Linked DNA regions of Homo sapiens: all the other regions are linked to region 2. The links are chromatin contacts, found by Hi-C or POLR2A ChIA-PET in ENCODE. All regions are on one chromosome and are shown on one strand. The core of a region is the stretch at or near the end of the contact, and the rest is flanking DNA. Distances in the headings are between cores, read along the strand shown.

Region 1 (5,022 bases), core at 1,431-3,930, 33 kb after region 2:
CGACAGAAATGTTTGTGTTTACAGCATGGCAACTCACAGTGTGACGTGGGACCAGGAGCACAGATCACTGAAGAGACTGTTAGAAATGCAACTTCAGGCTGGACGTAGTGGCTCATGCCTGTAATCCCAAAACTTTGGGAGGCCGAAGCGGGCGGATCACTTGAGGTCATGAGTTTGAGACCAGCCTGGCCAACATGGTGAAACTTCGTCTCTACTAAAAATACAAAAATTAGCTGGGCGTGATGGCATGTGCCTGTAATCCCAATTACTCAGGTGGCTGAAGGATGAGAATCGCTTGAACCCAGGAAGCGGACGTTGCAGTGAGCCGAGATGCGCCTTTGCACTCTAGCCTGGGTGACAGAGTGAGACCCTGTCTCAAAAAAGAAAGAAATGCGGCCGGGCGTGGTGGCTCACGCCTGTAATCCCAGCACTTTGGGAGGCCGAAGTGGGTGGATCACGAAGTCAAGAGATCGAGACCATCCTGGCCAACAGGGTGAAACCCCATCTGTACTAAAAATACAAAAATTAGATGGGCGTGGTAGCACGCACCTGTAGTCCCAGCTACTCGGGAGGCTGAGGCAGGAGAATCACTTGAACTGGGGAGGCAGAGGTTGCAGTGAGCCAAGATTGTGCCACTGCACTCCAGCCTGGCTATAGAGCAAGACTCCATCTCAAAAAAAAAAAAAAAAAAAAGAAAGAAAGAAATTCAACTTCAAGGGTCCTACCTAGAAACCTGTTTTAACAAGCCTCCATGTGACTCCTCTGGTGCTGAAGAAATTCTTCACACCATACAATAAAATATCATCTGTTACCATGATAGAAGAAACCGTGGCTTTCTCTGGCGACTATAAGTACGGATAATGGGCCAGGGCTCCCTAGCTGGAAGGAAAGTCACTGTCCTGGGGGCAAAGCAGGTACCCAGTGACTGTCCCTGCTGATGATGCACCCCGAGAAGTGGAGCAGGCTGGGATGTGTTTGACACAAAGCCCTCTTGCTGTCCTAATCCACACCCACGCCAATATCCCTCAGCCTCATTTCCTCTTGACAAAGACGGTTCTGTTCTGAGGGGGTGTGTGGGACCAACAGCAGCAGCTGGGGTGGCCAAATGACCGCTCTTGCTTAGAATAGAGAGGGATTCAAAGAATGATCTCTGCCAGATTGCCGGGCTTTGCTGTGTCACATCAGGCTGACACAGATGGCCTTGGCCACTAAGGACGCTGCCTTCTTCCTCACAGAAGCCCGAGGAAATGCCCTGAGAAGGAACAAGGACCAGATAACTACCCGGCAGGGAGTGGCTGGTAGGATTTCAGCTTGAAATGTGATCTCTGGATGCCCATGAGCCAGTGTGGCATTTATTTCCACCGCATCAGGGGTCCCAACCTTGGATAACATTTATATTTCTAGAGCACCTGAAGAACAAAGATTCCAGATTGTAAGGTGCAAAATAAGTCACAAGGGGGTGCCTTCTCACTCACACACAGCTAGCCACAGCTGTCTGCCATCCCAGAGCGTACCCCGAAGCTAGCGCGCCAGCGAGCTAGTTTTAAAGCACAGACAACCTCTCCATTGCTGGCTTTCTTCGAACACCGTGGGTGAGGAAATGAGACAGAGAATGTCTAATGATTAGTTCCTTATGGTCCTTACATTCTTGAAGTATATTCTTTACGCCCGCTGGAACACTTCTGCATTCTTGATAGCATGATTGCAATATAAGTTCTTTCCCTTCTGAGCACTGTCTTTTATTGACACACTAAAATATCCTAGGAGCAGGATGGGTCTTCCCACCTTCCTCACGCCCCTCTTTCCCCACTGCCACACTCTCCGCGCCATTCCTTGTTCTCTTTCTAAGAACGCAATAAACATTTCAGCACAATCTTTTCAATCCACATTATTTATAATATTCCGAACATCCATCGAGCCTGGCTAGAATGCGAAGCAATAAATCAAACTTAACAACAACAAAGAAGGAAGGGGGAAAACCGCCCTTTGGCGAGGCGAAAGCCTGAGACGTTTCATTCCCCGAAGGGTTTAGTTATGTTAGGAAAAGTGAGATGGGGATGAGACCCGAGGTTTAGAATGACATAGAGGCAGGAACTGGAATCTATAGGCATAATCATAACTTTGTATAAACCTCAAACAAACTTACCTCTCTGGGGTGTCATGAGGATAAATGAGATACGTGGGAAGCACTCCGAGTGCCTCGAACGAGAGCAACTGGAGCCCAATTCTCCTTTTTGGGTCCAAAAGGTCATCTTTCTTGGAAGGGAGAGGGCTAAGAGCTCCCCCAACTCCCTGAGCGCCAGTCTTTGCTAATTAACATCCCCTCTGCAGGTTTAACTAAGATGGGGGTGAGCCTGGAAGCAGGGCCTCGAGGTAGGGCTGCTAGGTCCTGGACCCAGTCTCCACCCCCAGCAGGGACCCCTCTCCCCACTGCCAGCGAGGACCACGCCAGGCCACACACAGCCAGGGGTGTCCCTGCAGAATGATTCAGCTCCTGCCGGGGGTGGGAAGTAGAGCTCGTCCCACATCCTTTCCTCATGGCGCTACGCAGGTTAACACTGTCTGACTTTGTCTTCGCAAAGAAAGAATCTAGCTCCACAGTTTGCTGATGATTTCAAAATTTATCTAAACGAATGTGGAGGCCAGTACAGGCTATTGGCTAATTGCAGAATTGGCTTGAGGCCTTTCTGCCTTGGCGATTTCCCACGCATTCCCGTCTCACGTTGGAAATCCAAGCTGTTTGGGAGTGGGCGTGTGTTTGCGTGGCAGGCCTCAATGCAGCGGCTCTGTTGCTGTCTAGTCTAACATGCTCTGCCGTCTGCTCTCAGTGGTCCCTTCTGACAGTTTCCTGGATATAAAGGGGTGCTTCTTTTCCAGTCTTGTTGAATGGTACTGAATATAAGATTAGAATAACTGAATCACAATCCACATTTTAGTCATTACAGTCTCATGTTAGCTCTGGGGAAATGACCATAACCGGTACTTACTCATGAGAATTTTCTACCAAAAAGTCAGACAAGAAAGTCATTTTCTTATGAAAAGTGTCAAATGTGCCACCTACTCTGGCTTTGCCATCCCTCCCCTCTGCATGTTAACCTCACTTGGTCTTCTTAAGGTACAGATAATGCCTTCCTGCCCAGATCTGTTACCTGCTTGCTGGCTTGGGTGGAGGTTAGATCTCAACCACTGTTCTGGAAAGGATTTGATCATCAGCTTGGCTTTGTTCATAACTTCCTGCAGTAAAAAAAAGTCTTCAAAAAACCCAAATTCACGAGTGATATAGACATTTGTTTAAACAAAGTCTTCAGGCCGGGCGCGGTGGCTCCCAGCACTTTGGGAGGCTGTAATCCCAGCACTTTGGGAGGCTGAGGCGGGCGGATCACAAGGTCAGGAGATCGAGACCATCCTGGCTAACACGGTGAGACCCTGTCTCTACTAAAAATACAAAAAATTAACCGGGCGTGTTGGTGGGCACCTGTAGTCCCAGCTACTTGGGAGGCTAAGGCAGGAGAATGGTGTGAACCCCGGAGGCAGAGCTTGCAGTGAGCCGAGATTGCACCACTGCACTCCAGCCTGGGCAACAGTGTGAGACTCTGTCTCAAAAATAATAATAATAATAATAATAATAATAATAATAATAAACAAAGTCTTCAAAAATACAACAATTTCTTTTTTCTTTTTTTTTTTTTTTTTTGAGACGGAGTCTCGCTCTGTCACCAGGCTGGAGTGCAGTGGCGTGATCTCAGCTCACTGCAACCTCCACCTCCCAGGTTCAAGCAATTCTCCTGCTTCAGCCTCCCAAGTAGCTGGGACTACAGGCATGCACCACCATGCCTGGCTAATTTTTGTATTTTTAGTAGAGATGGGGTTTCACCATGTTGGCCAAGCTGGTCTCAGACTCCTGACCTCAAGTAATCCGCCCGCCTTGGCCTCCCAAAGTGCAGGGATTACAGGCATGAGCCACCGCGCCTGGCCCAACAATTTCTTTATGATGTCTCTAAGTCACAGAAACCAACAAAATCATCATTACTTGACTGTTCAAGTTAAGGGTCTCTTTACAACTTCCACTTCTTTTGCTTCTGATGACGCAACCATCCTCTTGAGCTCCGGCCTCCCAGGGCTGAGTGGTTCACCCAGACCTCTGGGGTCCCTTCCTTGGTATATTTCCACTTTCACTCCAAGCGTCCATGGGAACTTCTTTCCTTTGTCTATTACCTCCTAGGTGGAGCTCTTCTGCCTTCCTATTTTCCCCCATCGCCTCTAAGTAAAGGGCTGGCTTCACTGACGCAGGGAGACATCGCTGCTCTCTGTCTCTCCTTTAGTGCCTTCTCCCTGGTCAATGGAGTTCCACTATTCCCACCCTTACCTATTTACATACACCAGCAACTTCTCTTTACTTAGAGGTGTAAGTCTGCTGGAGAGCAGACTGTCTAGCTACTGAACTTCCCATCTGTGTGATCATGAGCCAGCCATTTAACCCATCTGGACCTCACCTATAAGATGGGGATAACAGGTTGGGCGCAGTGGCTCATGCCTGTGATCCCAGCACTTTGAGAGGCCAAGGTGGGTGGATCATGAGGTCAAGAGTTTGAGATCAGCCTGACCAACATGGAGAAACCCCGTCTCTAGTAAAAATACAAAAATTAGCCGGGCATGGTGGCTCATGCCTGTAATCCCAGCTACTCGGGAGGCTGAGGCAGGAGAATCATTTGAACCCGGGAAGCAGAGGATGTAGTGAGCCAAGATCGTGCCACTGCACTCCAGCCTGGTCAACAGAGTGAGACTCTGCCTCAAAAAAAGAAAAAAAAGAAAAAAAAAAAGGGCGGGGGATAACAGTAGCGTATATATAATGTGCTGCAATAATGTCAATGACACAGTAAATGCTCAATAAACACTCACTTATCTTATTATTAAGGCTTTTCCAGTCATGCTTCATGGTGTGCCTACAGCCCCTTCAAATGGGATCTTTTTAGATCAGAGCTCTGGCTGAGGTGTGAGTCAAGGTGGCTGCGGTTTCTATCT
Region 2 (4,722 bases), core at 1,361-3,860:
GGTGACCTCTGTCTGCACAGTCAAATACACTCGGCCCAGCCACTTCTCTGGGCTGGAGGGCTCCCCCCACCCAGAGTTCACACTGAGTGTTGAGTCCCTTGGTGACAAAAACATGGAAACGGTTGCCATGGCAGCCATTCTTTGGAGCCCTCAGACTGGAGTGCAAAGTTCAGGATGCCCAGGAACAGCTGAAATGAAAATACGGGAAAATCCGCTTCCCTCACCCTGGAAGGATGACTCGGTTGGCATTCAGTGCTCTCCTGCACTCGGCTGTCCCTGCCCTCCCCATCCCCTGGTCCATGTGTGGGTGCAGGGGGGTGCCCTCGGAGTGCAGGAGCAGAGTGGCCCCCAGAGACGTTGACAGAAGCCAGCCAGCATAGGAGGGCAGGCTCAGCTGGGGTGGTTCCATTGTCTGGAGTGGTAAGTGGGGAAGTGATGACTGCTGGACGTTCCCTGGGGAGGTGTCCTTGTGGCTGCTGAAGCCACAGAGCTTGCCTGTGTGTTGGTTTCTTCAAGCTGCTGCTCCTGTCTCAGGAGGGCTCAAGTCTACTCCATGGCCCAGCCTGGGGAATAAAGGTGTTTCGCCCAGTGAAGGCTACAGTGTGTGAGGGTGGGATCAGTGAGGGGAAGACAGTGCGGGGCAGGGGAGTGAGTGGATGGCTGTTTCTCTTGAACAGAGGTGAGTACAGCAGAGGCCCCTCCAGGTACCCCCTGGTCTGGGGGCAATGATCATGTGTCCACCCCCAGCAGGTCCCCAAGAAGGCCCCATGAGGCTCTGGTGACCTGAGATGCACCAACCAAAGGGTTCTGCAGTCACAGTTGTTTGAGAAACCAACACACGTATACAGGATTCTTAGGTTAAAGGCTCTGAAAAGTCTTGCAGTAAGGAACCTCTTGACTTTGTTTAACCTAGTATTTCACAAACTTACTAGAGCAAAGTTTCTCATTTATTTAGCGTCTCTTATTTTTGAAATCTCCCTTACTATCTTGCAGAAATGACATCTGGTAACATTTGTCCTCTGAGTCAATGACATCGGCACCACTTGTGAGAAATGCATATTCTAGGGCCTCACCCAGATCTGTTCAATCTGAAGCTCTGGGGCGGGGCCCAGCAGTGTATTTTCACAAGCCGGCCAGGGGATTCTGATGCATGCTCCATTTGGGGAAGTCCTTCTACTAGGGAAAATACTGGCAGAGAATTTGGAGTAAGAGGAATGGTCTGGGGACCTTGGGCGGCATGGAGGAAGGGAGGCCACCTGGTAGGGATGGCTTAGGCGTGGGAAGCGGCAGTCCAAGGTTCCCGGGGCTCTGGAAAAGGCACTACGGCCACCCCAAAGGGTGGGTTCTCATCTTCTGTCCCTGAGCATTGAGGACCCATTATGGTTTTCTGAGGCTGGTTGGAGGGCCAGGCTGTGTGTGGAGTGTCATGAGGGCTGGTGTAAAGTGACTTGGGCCTTTGGAGAAGCGCACCCCTGAGGAACCTCCCTCTCCCCGCCAGCACTGCTCTCACCCGAGCGCCTGCCCTGGGCAGACAGCTTGCCCAGAGTGCTGGGGGCGTGGTCAGCACCTGTAGGCTTCCTGGACAAAGTGGGCCTTGACAAGGCCAGGAGATGGCTTGTCCCGACGGCAGTGCTGGGTGGCACCCTCACAGCGTGGGAGGCAAGGCTTCTTGGCCCTGTTGTTAGCAGGTGGGGGTCTACGATCAGCTTGCCACCACCCACGCGCTCCTGTATGGGCCACTCTGTGCAGTCACTTCCTGGGGCTGGGTCTCCTTTCCCTTCTCCCCAGGCTCAGGCAGGGCGGACCTAGCCACAGCAGCTGGGAGCCCACCCGTCTGCCTGTGCTTCCTTGCAGCCGTCCAGATCCACATCCTGAAGGCGGACAAGGCGGGGGACTGGTGGAAGTTCACGGTGAACATCATCTCCGTGTATAAGCAGGGCACGAGCCGCATCCGCCGCGGTGACCAGAGCCTGTGGATCCGCTCGCGGGACATCGCCTGCAAGTGTCCCAAAATCAAGCCCCTCAAGAAGTACCTGCTGCTGGGCAACGCGGAGGACTCTCCGGACCAGAGCGGCATCGTGGCCGATAAAAGCAGCCTGGTGATCCAGTGGCGGGACACGTGGGCGCGGCGGCTGCGCAAGTTCCAGCAGCGTGAGAAGAAGGGCAAGTGCAAGAAGGCCTAGCGCCGAGGCAGCGGGCGGGCGGGCGGGCGGGCGCCAGGGCGGGGCCGAGCGAGAGCGGGCGCCTTGGCCCGGCCGCCGCGGACTTGGCCCGCGAGGGCTTTCCCAGGTGGGGGGAGGGAGGGGGCGGGGCCGCACGGCGCGGGGGGCGGGACCCTCGGCGGCCCCTCCCCCTACCCCCACCCTGCGCGCTCTGGGCGGGAGCCGCGTGCACGCGGGGCGGGGTGCGCCGCCGGCCGGGCCCTGGAGAAATGACGAGACGTAGCTACCTCACGGGGCTCCTTCCAGAGCAGAGACGCGCTTCCCTGGGCCTGGGCGCGGCCGCCGTGGAGGGGCTGGGGGCAGCCTGCCCTGGGGCCCGGGGGCGGGCGCAGAATCGCACAACTGGGGCCCCAGGCGCGGGGCGTGGATGGCGCGGAGACGTGGACGGGAGGAGAACTGTGAATTCTCAAGCCCGTAGTGTGGGCGGGGCGCGGAGCACCCACCAAACCACCACCCGACACGCAGCCGACGGGATCCCCCCCTTTCTCCCCGGCCCCTTCTAGCAGTTCCCCGCGGGCCACCTGGCTGTCACAGCCTGGACTCCTCCATCTGAAGGGGCCTGGCAGCATTTGGGGAGTGGACAGCTCCTGTCCAGCCAGCATGCCCCAGGCGGCCTCTGTCTCCACTGCTACCTGCTGAGTGGGTCCTACTGGGTGGGGGCTTGGGGTCGGTGAGTGGTTCACCTGTGGAGAGAGGAGAGGAAGCCCCTGCTGCTGCCTGTCTCTGCCCCTGCCCCTGCCCCTGCCCAGCGTGGGGCTGGCCCATCCGGAAGGCAGTGGGCCCAGGGACACCCCTGAGAAGCCCAAGCCGGGTGGTCACCGCCTCATGCTGGAGCTGCCTGTTGGAGGAGGCATCGCAAACGCAAAACCTCCCAGAGAGTTTCCTTTTGGAAACTTGGAACCAGCCCTTTTTATGACGTTTTCCAGGGGGAGGGGGAGGGGCACTGGCTGGGTTTACGGCAGTGACACTATTTATGTAAATGACATCAGCTCCCGCAAGGCCCCTCAGCAATGTCAACAGCTGGAAAGGGCCTGAACGGGCTTGGAGTCTGCAGGCTGCGAAGGCACTTGGGCCTGGCTTGGGGCCGGGGGCTTGTTTGAGCTGGGATGGGGTTTGCTGGCTCAGTGAAGTACCAGAGTGCCTGAGCCATGGGTGGGCAGGGGCACAGGAATGACCAGGTTCCTGGGGGCCAAGGAGGCCATGCTGGCTTCTCCAAGGGAAGGCACAGAGGCTGCCGGCCTGCCCCCTACAGCTGTCTTGGGTCTGGCCTGGGCCACACCTTGACCGTGCCTTTCCAGACGGTCTTTGTGGAGTCTGCCCGTGCCCTCCACTGTGCCCCAGCCCTCCTTCCAAAATCTCCTAGAGACACGGTCCTCAAGCAGGCAGCCCCTTTTGTTCTGACCTCCTCACACAGGGTCCATTCCTGTGCCCTGGGGCCTCCTGGCTCCCTGCCTTCCTGGGCTCTCTGCACTGCCCGGGCCTCTGGCCCACATCCTCACACCCGGCGCACTGAATTAAGAGGCCTGGCTCCCCTCACAGTCAGGAAATTGGTTTCACTTTCCCGGCCAGAGTTTGGCTGCTCAAAAGGGTCATACCAAGTATGAAGCTCGGCCCCCGGTGGTCTGGCTTCCCTCCGCCTTCCCCACATTTACCCGCATCACGGCTGCCATTTATTGAGCACCTGCTGTGTGCCAGGCACTTTACCCACATGCTCCCAGTGTGTACTCATGACAACCCTGTGGGACAGGGACTCATTATCACCAGCAAGGAGACTGGAGTACACGTGCCCAAGGTCATGCTGCAAATTGGTGGCAGGACTGGGGCTCAAACTCCAGAGCCCGACTTTCTGACCAGGGGCCACGCTGGCCCTCACTGCACTCCAGCTCTGCAGCCTACCCGCCCAATCCCTGTGCAGGCTGGGAGGGTGCTCTTGGGGGAGTGGCCACCGAGCCCCTGGCCCTGGTTACTGCCTCTTGAGGACACTGGCATCTGGGCTGGAGAACAGGAGCCCGGGGTGGGGTAGGGCATGGGGACAATCACATCTTCAGAGGAGGCAGCAAAGTGGTGCGGGATGCAGGGACGGACTTGCCAGATGGCAGCTCCAGGTTCCAGGAAGGCAGGCCTTGGATGCTCCGAAGAGGTGGTAGAAAGGTGTTTTTAGAAAGGTGTTTTGGCTGCCTCAGGGTGGTTGGAGAGACTCCAGGAGAGACTGGCAGAGGTGCCTCAGGGGCAGGGAGCAGACAGACCTGCCCTGGGAAGGGGCATTTGGCTTCCCTGAATCCAGCCCAAGGCTAGAAGACAGGGCCCCTCTCCAAGCTGTCAGCGCCCCTCGGATGCCCAGTGTGGTGTGCTGGGCGCCATCAGCATCACAAGGCACTACGCTGCTGGGGCGGTTGTCCTATTTCTGTCTATGCCAGTGTGGTTTCTTCACCCTGCCCAGAAGGGCTGTGGCAGCCCCACGATATCCCACCCTGGGTCTGGGTCTCACGGGTGTCCTGTG
Region 3 (5,004 bases), core at 1,212-3,711, 33 kb before region 2:
TCTGCCTGCCTCGGCCTCCCAAAGTGTCGGGATTACAGGCGTGAGCCAAGCAACCCTTTCAGTTCCAAGGGGGTGGATTCTGTGGCCTGCGTCCAGTCTATCAGTCGGTGGCAAATGGCAGTGAATCGGGGATAGCAAGGATGCATCAGCTTCCCCACTAAGCAACTCCCTACCCTTCACATACCAGGCAGAGACACAGCTACCCTCCCAAATAGCCACTGTAGGATGCAGAGCTTGGAAGTTGAAGGACGTCAATGAGGAATACCTTACTGAGTTCTGGGCCCCATTAGGGTGCTGTGGTTGATTAGTGATGCCTGCCATGAGGTTGGGTAGAGTAACCGGTGGTCTGTGTGCTGCCTGTTCACTTGCTTTCCATCAGTGCTGTCAACCCTCATTTTTTTTTTTTTCTGAAGATATGTTGCTCATTATCAGGCCTTTCAAAATAGGAACTCCAGGTTTCACACTTTCTTCTTTTCTTTCTCTTCTTCCCTGCCTGGGCTTTCATTACCATTAAGAGCCAGAACTTATCTGCCATTTGGATGAGGAACTTCAGAAACAGGTGCAGGAAGAGAAACTTGCTCTCTCAAGTGCAGCAACTTCTTGAATGTGGCCCACTTCCCCTGGAAGGCTGTGAACACCACTTTATCTCCTAAAGGCTTGGCTGGTGGGAGGAGGGGCAGGAAGCCTCATGGACATGAGGGCACTATTTGGGGAAGGGTATGGTGGCAAGAATAGATGGGGGTAGAGGAAGCTACACGGAGGTTCTGCCTGAGGGCTGGGAAGCCAAAAGGATGGTCCCTTGAAAAGGGGCAGCCAGGTGCAGTGGCTCATGCCTGTAATCCTAACACTTTGGGAGGCCAGAGCAGGAGGATCACTTGAGCCTGAGACTTCGAGACCAGCCTGGGCAACATAGTGAGACCTCATCTCTACAAAAAATAATAAATTAGCTATGTTTGGTTGTGTGCACCTGTAGTCCTAGCTACGTGGGAGGCTAAGTAGGATCATTGGAGCCCACGGGTTCGAGGCTGCAGTGAGCTGTGATTGCGCCTCTGCGCTCCAGCTGGGGTGACAAAGGGAGACCCTGTCTCAGAGAGAGAGAGAGAAGGGGCAGCTCCTGCATTGCGATGGGGGGAGGTTAAGGGTCAGTACTCACTAGTCAACAGGTTGCCATGGCTCTGTGTATGGAAAGAGACCCCTCTGTCCTGTGCTGGAGTGGAAGGCAGCTGTGTTAGGGAATGGGCCCCCACCGGCCAGTGACTTTGGATGCTGAACACTTGTACCTCTGTTTTCTCCTGTGTGTAATGGCCATGGCCGTCCTAATACCACCCGAACTGCCTCTTCCTATGTGGCTGTGCAGCTTACTCGGGACATTGGGTGGAAAGCACTTTGGTGAGAGCTTGGCAGGTGTAGACTCATCACCATTCCGGTTGCTCCTGCCGCAGACGGGCTGAGCTCCAACTGGGGCATGCCTCTGAGGCTGAGGCAGCATCTGTAGGCTGGGAACAGGGTGACCCCTAGGTCTGGGACTGGTGGCAGAGCAGGGTCTGGGGTGACTTCGCGGTAGAAGCAATTTCCTCAGCAGAGTTGACACTGGCTGGGGAGGACTGGGACTGAGCAGCTGAGGGTCAAGAGAAAATTCTGGATGTCCAGGAGCTGGTTCAGCCAGCTGAGGTCTCCTGCCTCCAGTCAGGAGGGCTTTTTGCAGTCCCAAATGCTCTGGGCAAGAGGCTTTAATCTAATTACATGCTTTATTTGAGCCAATTTGTTTTCCAATCCATCTTGTTCAGCAAAAAGAAAGAGCCTGCTGGGGACTCATTTGCACCCTCTTGTTCCAAGTGGAGAAGAGGGGTTGAGCTCCCATCTCACATGGTCAGTGCAGCCCCCAACCTCTCCCAGCCCGGCCACCCCACCCCTGAGCCAGGCTGCAGACTGCCCTGCCCTCGGGGGGAGGGGGCTGGGGCGGCTCAGGTAGAAAAAGCCTGGCAGGCTTGCCCCCTCCCAGAAGTCCACCCCAGCGTGCCTCTCCGTGCCTTCCCTTTGGGGGTCCCGGTGCACTAGGCAGGAATGACACGGGATGGGCTTCCAGGCCAGGCAGCCTGGGAGGGGATTTCATCCTCAGGAGGTCACCCAGCCTCGGAACCTTCCTGGCTCCTCCTGTGAGAGCTGCCCTCAGAATCCAATGCCCCATATTTTTAAATCTGCAAATATATTTTCATCATAAGGCAGTGGATTTAGGATCTGTGTTATTAAAGTCCAAACAAAACACCAAAGCCCTTCAAACCTCCCTGGAGAGGGAAGATTTATCGGCTCCTGCTCTCCTCCCCAGGCACGGAGCCACACTCTCCAAGCTTCGCTTTTTAAGTTTTGCAGCATTTTCCAAAATTGCCTTTTTCTGCCCTTCCGATTCCTGCTTGGAGCCTTTACTTTTCGGCTGTTTACAGAGACTCGAGCCTGGTGACTTCCACCTTTGGAGTATGGGAGTGCCGGAATTGCTCGGCTGAGGGTCACTTTGTCTGCCGCACAGTGGTGGCAGCTGCGCCCGTTTTTATTGAACTTGCTCAACAAATATTTATTGAGGGCTTGTTATGTGTCCCGGGCCCTGGGGATACAGCAGTGAAGACTTCACTTTGGGGAGGAAGAGATACAATAAACAAACCAAACTGAAAAATGTATCACTGCACAGGGTGACAAGTGCCGTGAAGGAACCACATCCGCTACAGATGGAGTTGCTTTTCAGAACAGCCAGAGGTCAGCCATTATTCAGTGAATCAAGGACATACTTGAGTGAGAAATATCTTTGGGTTTAAAATAATTGGATGTGCCAGTAATACAATAAAATTGCTTTTCTGCCATGGCTCCTAAACTAGAGTAAAGATAATGAGAGCCAACATTTTTTAGTGCCTGTCATGTCGGGCTTCATCTCGCTGGAACTTTAAAAGATTGTTACAAACGCTCACCCCCGCTTAATAAATGAGGAATCGGAGGTTCAGAGAAGTGCAGCAATGTGTCCAAGGACACACAGCTTTGTAAGTCACAGAGCCAGCATTTTGAGTTCCTTGGTCGCCTGTCTGCCACCCCCTCTGTCCTGCTAGATCCTTTCCACTTCCCAGCATCCTGCAGCCCTGAAGCTCATCAGTAGTCTGAGACCATTGCCACTGGAGCCGCGGATTGTATCCTGGGGTCCAGGAAGAGATGTTCTTGTCCAACTAACACCCCACACCCCATAGACAGCAGGCTGAGGCCTGCAGAAAAGCCTTCTGATTCAGAGCTCAAGGGTCCCATTTTTCAGATATTAGCTGTACATCTGTTAAAGGTGGCATGGCCTTCTGATTTCTGGTGCCACTCAAACCCTCTCCAGCCCAACTCGTGCCCTCTTTGTTGTCAAAGAGTTTGGCAGGTTTAAAAGATGCCTAAACCAGCTGGGTGCAGTGGCTCACGCCTGTAATCCCGGCACTTTGGGAGGCTGAGGCAGGTGGATCATGAGGTCAGGAGTTCGAGACCAGCCTGGCCAATATGGTGAAACCCCATCTCTACCAAAAATACAAAAATTAGCCAGGCGTAGTGGTGTGTGCCTGTAATCCCAGCTACTCGGGAGGCTGAGGCAGAAGAATCGCTTGAACCTGGAAGGCGGAGGTTGCAGTGAGCTGAGATCATGCCATTGCACTCCAGCCTAGGCCACAGATCGACACTCCATCTCTAAATAAATAAATAAATAAAGCCTAAGCCCTTTACCCAGGCTGTCTCAGGGGTATCATCAGAATAATTGCAAAGGGTGCTGGCTGACGTCTTTTGTTTGGGGAGCCTGTGTTTGTGGGTTCGTTGGTCCAGGCAGCTTTGGTGTCTCACAGAGACAGCCGCAGTCAGCTTATTGTCCAGAGTGTATGTGCCAGTGGGTTCGCTGAGCAGTCAGCGGTGACCTGCACTGTGCTAGGTGCTGGGACACCAAGGTCCGATTTGCCAGGGGAGGAGGCAGACAGAAAATCCCAGACCAGGAAATGGGCGCTAAGAACCTGGAGGTTTTCTTGTGCCTGGGGCTGAGAGGAAGGCTACACAGGGAAGTGGCACAGGAACAGATTCCAAGCACAAGTGCCAAGGGGAAAGGCATTCATGGCCTCCGGCTTCTCCTAATACCCAAGAGCTTAGGTCCTGTTTTTTCCAGATATTATTTTGCAAATAATAGGATTCTACCACCGTGCACTCCAGGGGAGGAGTAGACGCCCCCTTGGGCCTGATGTACTCTTCATCCCCAGCCCTGCCTGGCTCTAGGCCTGTGGCACAGCCAAGAAAGGGACCTTGCTCCTGTCCGGAGACAGGGCTGCATCAGCCAGATCCCACCACACCAACCCATTTTCCTGTATCTGCTAAGGACTGGACCCAGGACACTGCATCTCAGATCTCAGCTCTCCTCCTGGCCTCAAGAGGCCCCAGGATCTGGCCCTGCCTTTCCCACTGGCCTGCCATCATTCACCCTCCACTCTCAGCTGCAGAGTCGGAGGCCACCTGGAGCCCATCACATGCAGTTGGCAGCACCTTCTCATCCTTCAGGACACAGCTGAGACCATCTCTGACCTCCCCTTACCCATCTCACGGCACCATAGTCATTTCCTCCTAAATCCTGTGAATGGGTAGCAGTTATGACCATCATCACTACCACATTTTACTGATGAAGAACTTGGAATGGTGAATGACCCCAGATCATAGGTTGGATGTGAACCCTTTCCCTGCAGCCCTGCTCAGTAGATTTCCACTTACGTCCTGGGGCCAGAAGTAGATTCATGGCCACGGTGAGCTGCAAGGGAATCTTTGAAGAAGAGTATTCTAGATTGGAGACATTAGGGTTTGCTCTTGAGGAAGAAAGGAAAATCGATATTGCAGGGGGCCAGAGCGGACCTGTCAGACTCAGGCCTGGTGTTTGAGGCTGTCCCAGTGGGTGGCTCTCTAGGAGACAGTATACAGGAAGGCAGGCCTTGGCCCTGGGTGTGCATTGCACAGCTGTGTGCACCT

The links. Hi-C counts contacts between places; a loop is a spot of excess contacts on that map. ChIA-PET counts read pairs that join two places held with the same protein, here RNA polymerase II (POLR2A). Pooled maps may share reads with other maps.
Region 1: a map with no recorded cell type shows a loop between it and region 2 (6-fold over the local background). The contact joins two enhancer-like sites. A Hi-C loop is called at or near these places in 4 of 168 maps with a recorded cell type or tissue (heart left ventricle, heart right ventricle and ovary), 1 of 37 single-sample maps with no recorded cell type and 13 of 50 pooled maps. POLR2A ChIA-PET finds 5 or more read pairs at or near these places in 9 of 52 experiments (BJ, HCT116, HepG2 and 5 more).
Region 3: a loop to region 2 is called in a map with no recorded cell type, with 4 times the contacts of the local background. The contact joins two enhancer-like sites. A Hi-C loop is called at or near these places in 1 of 168 maps with a recorded cell type or tissue (ascending aorta), 14 of 37 single-sample maps with no recorded cell type and 8 of 50 pooled maps. POLR2A ChIA-PET finds 5 or more read pairs at or near these places in 7 of 52 experiments (BJ, H1, HEK293 and 4 more).

The regions. Positions count from the first base shown.
Region 1 is chr17:9,271,076-9,276,097 of GRCh38, forward strand. All of the region lies in intron 7 of STX8 (syntaxin 8), which reads right to left. Among named protein-coding and RNA genes, the nearest start is that of NTN1, 250 kb to the left of the region's middle. RefSeq lists an enhancer at 1,925-2,426. Within about 2 kb of position 2,681, at least 4 of the 41 ENCODE cell types and tissues checked have a DNase peak (open chromatin) inside an H3K27ac peak, as active enhancers do.
Region 2 is chr17:9,237,786-9,242,507 of GRCh38, forward strand. NTN1 (netrin 1) reads left to right here. Exons shown (of 7, transcript NM_004822.3): 7 at 1,855-4,722. The coding sequence ends at 2,183. It overlaps LOC124903923 (a long non-coding RNA gene), which reads left to right. Exons shown (of 2, transcript XR_007065614.1): 1 at 1-420; 2 at 994-1,199. Among named protein-coding and RNA genes, the nearest start is that of NTN1, 220 kb to the left of the region's middle. RefSeq lists a silencer at 2,198-2,647. Within about 2 kb of position 2,611, at least 27 of the 41 ENCODE cell types and tissues checked have a DNase peak (open chromatin) inside an H3K27ac peak, as active enhancers do.
Region 3 is chr17:9,204,535-9,209,538 of GRCh38, forward strand. All of the region lies in intron 5 of NTN1 (netrin 1), which reads left to right. Among named protein-coding and RNA genes, the nearest start is that of NTN1, 190 kb to the left of the region's middle. Within about 2 kb of position 2,462, at least 6 of the 41 ENCODE cell types and tissues checked have a DNase peak (open chromatin) inside an H3K27ac peak, as active enhancers do.